2 separate regions of the Homo sapiens genome follow, and region 1 is linked to region 2. Evidence: read pairs that join two places in POLR2A ChIA-PET (ENCODE). Cell type or tissue: PC-3. All regions are shown on one strand. Links, peaks and the distances in the headings refer to the core of each region. The heading gives the core; the rest is flanking DNA.

Evidence for each region. Peaks named below come from ENCODE experiments on the same cell type or tissue, not always from the same donor. Only the 100,000 strongest peaks of a DNase experiment are listed, where the experiment ranks them.
Region 1: POLR2A ChIA-PET joins it to region 2 with 16 read pairs; 6 of 35 experiments call an interaction of 5 or more read pairs at or near these places.

Annotation. Positions count from the first base shown.
Region 1 is chr3:129,281,707-129,284,624 of GRCh38, forward strand. The region is part of intron 2 of HMCES (5-hydroxymethylcytosine binding, ES cell specific); the gene reads left to right. Among named protein-coding and RNA genes, the nearest start is that of HMCES, 4.3 kb to the left of the region's middle. In PC-3, for the core only: no CTCF peak of the experiment used is centred there; a DNase peak (open chromatin) is centred at 1,185; H3K27ac peaks cover 1,406 bases.
Region 2 is chr3:129,143,729-129,146,646 of GRCh38, forward strand. It overlaps ISY1-RAB43 (ISY1-RAB43 readthrough), which reads right to left. Exons shown (of 13, transcript NM_001204890.2): 6 at 2,033-2,145. ISY1 (ISY1 spliceosome associated protein) reads right to left here. Exons shown (of 11, transcript NM_020701.4): 6 at 2,033-2,145. Among named protein-coding and RNA genes, the nearest start is that of ISY1, 16 kb to the right of the region's middle. In PC-3, for the core only: no CTCF peak of the experiment used is centred there; no DNase peak of the experiment used is centred there.

The sequences.
Region 1 (2,918 bases), core at 221-2,720, 140 kb after region 2:
AACAAATAATGGCTGGGCACGGTGGCTCACGCCTGTAATCTCAGCACTTTGGGAGGCTGAGGCGGGGCAGTGGGATCTCTTGAGGTCACGAGTTTGAGATCAGTCTGGCCAACATGATGAAACTCTGTCTGTACTATAAAAAAAAAAAATGTGGAGGTTGCAGTGAGTCGAGAATGTGCCACTGCACTCCAGCCTGGGTGACAGAGCAAGACTCAGTCTCAAAAAAAAAAAAAAAAAAAAAATCAAATAATGTTCTTGGTTGAATGAAGCCATTTATATGACATAGTTATTTTTGTGTCATTTTTAGAGGATGCATACTTCCCTATTGAAACTTTTTGTTTTAAATGAGAGGGGAATCAAAATAAAATATTCTGGAGAACCTTGAAGGGGAAAAGAGAGCATAAAACATATTTCAAAGGAAAGCATAACTTAGAGTGAGAATAGAGAGCAGGATTAAGTGTATGAGCCTGGCCAGGCCTGGTGGCTCACGCCTGTAATTCTAGCACTTTGGGGGAGGCTGAGGCCAGAGAATTGCTTCAGGCCAGGATTTCAGGACACCAGCCTGAGCAAATGAGACCCTGTTTTTAACAAAAAAAAAAAAAAAAAGCCTTAGTCATTTATATGACCTCCTTAGAATTATAGAAAGTTAGCTGGAAGAAAAATTTGTCTAACAGATGTAAAGATAGAAGTATACATAGATTATGACTTGTCCTAGGTTACCTAATCAGTGAGGGACAGAACTAGAACTGAGATCCAGACCACCGTCCCCACTCCAGTGGATGCATCCTGGAACCAGGAATGGGGAAGGTGGAGCCACTAGCAAATACAGCCCTCATTTGGGCCAGTGGTATGAATTTGCTGATATAGTATTTGATTTCACATCTCTAACAAGTTTTATTAAGATTGCTATGGTTTCTTAATTTTGATAATATTTGATATCTCATTTTTCTCAGACCTATAAATTATAAAGCAAAATTAGAACCATTTTAGCAGTTCATTCAAATCATTAACAGCCTGCATATGTATATAGATAGCAACATTTTCATTTGAAACCACAGATTTGCAAATTACTTCCTGTTTCATTTATCCACCCCAGTGCTACCAGGTGTTCTGTTCAGAAGTCCAAAAGGGTAGAGGAAAGATGACTAATATTGAGCAATGGTCTTAGTATTTTGGCTTTTCAACTACTTTCTATTCGTCATTCTCACATTTGGATTTGGTTTACAGTTGTCAAGGGTACACTCTCAGCGCTGATCAGTGGAATTTGTGAGAGCAGAATTCTCAACCTTGACACTGTTGACAGTTTTGGCCAGGATAATTTTTTGTCATAGGGAGCTATTCTGGGCGTTGTAGAGCGTTTAGCAACATCCTCTACCAGCTAGATGTCAGTAGCATCCTCCACAATAGCATCCCCCAGATCAGAGCAACCAAAGGTATCTCCAGATACTGCCAGAAGTCTCTGGATGGTGGGGAGGGGTGTGTCAGAATTGTCCCGTACTGAGAACCACAGATTTTTTCAGTATTGTTGTCTTGCAAATTTCTGATGAAAGATCATTTAGTTGACCATTGCGTAATGTTGTCTCATTCTCATTTATGCACTGAGCTGGGGGTCCTTCTGCTTGGAAGACTTTTTTTTTTTTTTGGAGACAGGGACTTGCTGTGTTGCCCAGGCTGGAGTGCAGTGGCGCAATCATGGCTCACTACAACCTTGACCTCCCAGGCTCAAGCGATCCTGCTGCCTCAACCTCCCCAGCAGCTGGGATCACAGGCTTTTCCTTTTGACATTTTGAGGGGGAAGTTCTCACTGTGTTGCTCAAACTGGTCTCAAGACTCTTGAGCTCAGGCCAGGTGCAGAGGCTCACACCTGTAATCTCATTACTTTGGGAGGCTGAGGCAGGTGGATCGCTTGCAGTCGGGAGTTGTAGACCAGCCTGACCAACATGGTGAAACCCTGTCTCTACTAAAAATACAAAATTAGTCGGGTGTGGTGGTGCATGCCTGTAATCCCAGCTACCTGGGAGGCTGAGGCAGGAGAATCGCTTGAACGTGGGAGGCGGAGGTTGCAGTGAGCCAAGATCGCGCCATTGCACTCCAGCCTGGGCAACAAGAGCGAAACTCTGTCTCAAAAAAGAAAAATCAACCTTGAGCTCAAGGGATCCTCCCCACTTGGCCTACCAGAGTGCCAGGATTATAGGCTTGAGCTGCCAGAAGGCAAATTTGATTCTGGAAGAGAAAGAGGATTTATGAAATCTCTGTTTTCAACTGTTCTTTCTCACAAACACACACAAACAGTCCTCATTATTCTTAGATTCCATATTTCCAAATTCACCTACTCACTAAAATTTATTTGTAACCCCTAAATTCATACTCACTTTGCTTTTGCAATCATTGGTGCACATACAGAGAGCTGACAAATTTGAGTACCTTGATGTTTCCAGCTGAGGTTGATCGAGGCAGAGCTCTGCCTTCTTGTTTCATCTCTTACGTTATAAACAAGTATCTTTTTTGCAGCCAGTTTAGTGCCATGTGTGATTTCACTGTTTAAAATGATCCCAAGCATAGCACTAAAGTGCTGGCTGGTATTCCCAAGCTAAAGAAGGCTGTGATATGTCTTAAAAAGAAGATATATACATTGGATAAGCTTTAGTCAGGCATGAGTTATAGTGCTCTTGGTCTTGAATTTAGTGTAAATGAATTAAGAGTAAGTTTAAATTAGATGTCTTTAAACAGAAACACACATAAAACAAGGTCATATATTGATCAGTTGATGAAAGTGTCGTCACCAGATGCTGTTAGAAACATAACCTTGCATTTCCCTAAGAGCAGCAGTTCAGTACTCAAAGCAACTTTATGAAATCTAACTACTGCAAATAAAGGGAATCAACTGTTTGTGTGTATATATATGAAAAGAGAATTGG
Region 2 (2,918 bases), core at 307-2,806:
TGAAAGCTACCATTTTGAAAAGAAAAACAAAATCCAGAACCAAAATTGTACATACAGTGAGTATGGTTTCAATTATGACATTCATACAAAAACAACGGAAGGAGAAAAAAGATAAAGAGCATATTCAAGTGGCTGCACTTATGTAATGGGATTGTGACTGAGTGTTGTTCTGCTTCTTTGTACTTTTCTGAACTTAGTGGTAATATATTACTTTTATATGTAGAAAATAAAAATAAAATTATTAAGCATTAAAAATCTCTGGAAAAAATATATAAAAATATTAATAGTGTTGAATTTGGGTGGTGGAACTTAACATTTCACATACGAATTTTTTCATACCTGAGACCACTTTTCTAGGTGGATTAATGAGCTGCTTTTAAGCTGCCTCACAGGAAAAATAAAATCTCCACCACACAACTGCTGAAGAGATCAGGCAAGGGCTCACTCTGGCAGGACATATACTAAAATCGGAATGATACAGAGAAGATTGGCATATAAAAATAAAAAACAGCAAAAATAAAATAAATGAAAAGAAAAAAAGAAGTTAGGCAAGACACCCAAGAGAAGTCTCCTAGTGCAGTGCCCAGACACAAAAGGTGCTTCAGAAATGGGAGTGCCTTTCCTCTTCTGCAGTGGGAAGGCTGAATACTCCATTTGTATGTACTAGGGTAAGAATTATGGTTATGTGTTAGACTTTCACAAGGTGAAAAGATCAACACGTAGAAAAACTGCATGTGTTTCTTATATAACACATTATAGTCCATTGATTACATACTGTTTCCAGTGATCTGAGGTAGGTCTCATCACAAAAGTGTGAACGAATTAGGCTCTGGGGCAGGAGTTTTCAAAACCAAGACCCATTAGTGCATCATGAAATCAGTTAAGCAGGTCACAAACATCAAATTTTTAAAAACCAAAATAGAACAGAATAAAAAATATACCATACTTATTGTTTTTTTCAGCACCTTTGTGTGCTGGCTTGTGATTGTGTGTGTGTGTGTCTGTGTGTGTTTTACAATGAGCCATGTTCTTAAAAGTTTGAAAGCTATGGTTCTAGAGTATTGCATTTATAGAAGTCCAAAAAAAGGACAGAATGTAGTGTCTCTATGGCTCTCAGATAACAAAGCCAACAAATAGCTGTCTCCAGTTCCTAAGGCACTTAAAGAATGTGAGGAACCATGCTCATTTTATCTTTTTTTTGAGACAGCATCTTGCTCTGGCACCCAGGCTGAGGTGCAATGGCATGATGACAGCTCACTGCAGCCTCCACCTCCCAGGCTCAAGCCATCCTCCCACCTCATCCTTCTGAGCAGCTGGGACTATAAGCATGTGCTACTATGCCTAGCTGATTTTTAAATATTTTGTAGATTCAGGGTCCCACAACACTGCCCAGGCTGGTCTCAAACTTCTGTGCTCAAGGGCTTATCCTGTCTCAGCCTCCCAAAGTGCTAGGATTACAGGTGTGTGCCACTGCACCCAGTGAAGGACCATAGTCATTTTTTTTTTTTTTTTTGAAGACAGAATCTTACTCTGTCGCCCAGGCTGGAGTGCAGTGGCGATCTTGGCTCACTGCAACCTCCATCTTCCAGGTTCAAGTGATTCTCCTGCCTCAGCCTCCCAAGTAGCTGGGATTACAGGCGTGCACCACCACACACAGCTAATTTTTGTATTTTTAGAAAAGATGGGCTTTTGCCATACTGGCCAGGCTTGACTTGAACTCCTGACCTCAAGTGATCTGCCCGCCTCGGCCTCCCAAAGTGCTGGGATTATAGGAGTGAGCTACCATGCCCGGGCTCATGGTCATTTTAAACACGAGGCCGAGAGATGAAGCAGCTTCCACAAGGCCTTCTGGCTGGTACATACAGATGCCCCGTCTGCTGTGATGCATGTGCTGTGAGGTCTTCCAGCATCATCCTACCCATCCTGTTCATAGCTTTCCTGTATCAAGCGACTACTATGGCAAGAATGAGCTGGGAACTGCTGTGGGTGGAAAACTAGACAAGACCCGCCACTGGGGCTGCCATGTACTCACTCCATAATCAGGACCTCCCAGCTCCTTTATCCGGACCTCCCAGTGTCCTTTCTCCCTTAGCAGCTTGTTAATTTCATCATTCAGGTCACGAATTCGAAATTCACCTAAACCAGCTAGAAAACAAAAAGGTTAACAATATCATTCCATAAAAATGAATGTCAACACCTCTAACACGTACACTTAGTATCATATCCTTAAAATGAATGTCAACACCTACAAAGGTATACTACATAAAAACACTCATCTAAATTGATAAGAAAAACCACCCAAATAAATGAAAGGACAAGAATTATAAACAGAGTTCCCACTAGCGTAAGAAAAAAAAAATCCTTGAAAATAACTTCATTCTCATTAGCAACCAAAAAAATATAAACAACCCTGAAACAACCCAGCAGTTCCATTTATAAAACTACTGAAATAACAAGCTCTTAAGAGAGATGGGGAAACAGCAACTAAGGCCAGCAAAGACACAATGAGGCTGGGATACGCACCCAGGGATGGCAGCATTCTATGATGGTTTAGCGTTTTCAGGAAAGCAATGTATTGCTATATGGGAAAAATTTTTGGCAAGGACTATAGGGCTAAGAATTATGCCTAAGGGATTAATTGAAAGGGATGTACACAACAAATTTCACTGTGGTGCAGCTGGGGCATCACACCACAGAGAAGGTAGGAAAATGGTTAATGAACCCTAATATGTTGAAATGAAACATCATATAACTTTTGAAAGGGACAATTTGCACACAGTGGAGACACAGCAAGGCCTTCATGAGGTAATGCTGGATGACAACAGCAAGTCCAGAAGGGCTCTTACACCTGGGTTACAGCTAAGACTGATGCTCTAGAAGATGGGCATGAGAGGACTTCTAGGGGTGATGGATACTGC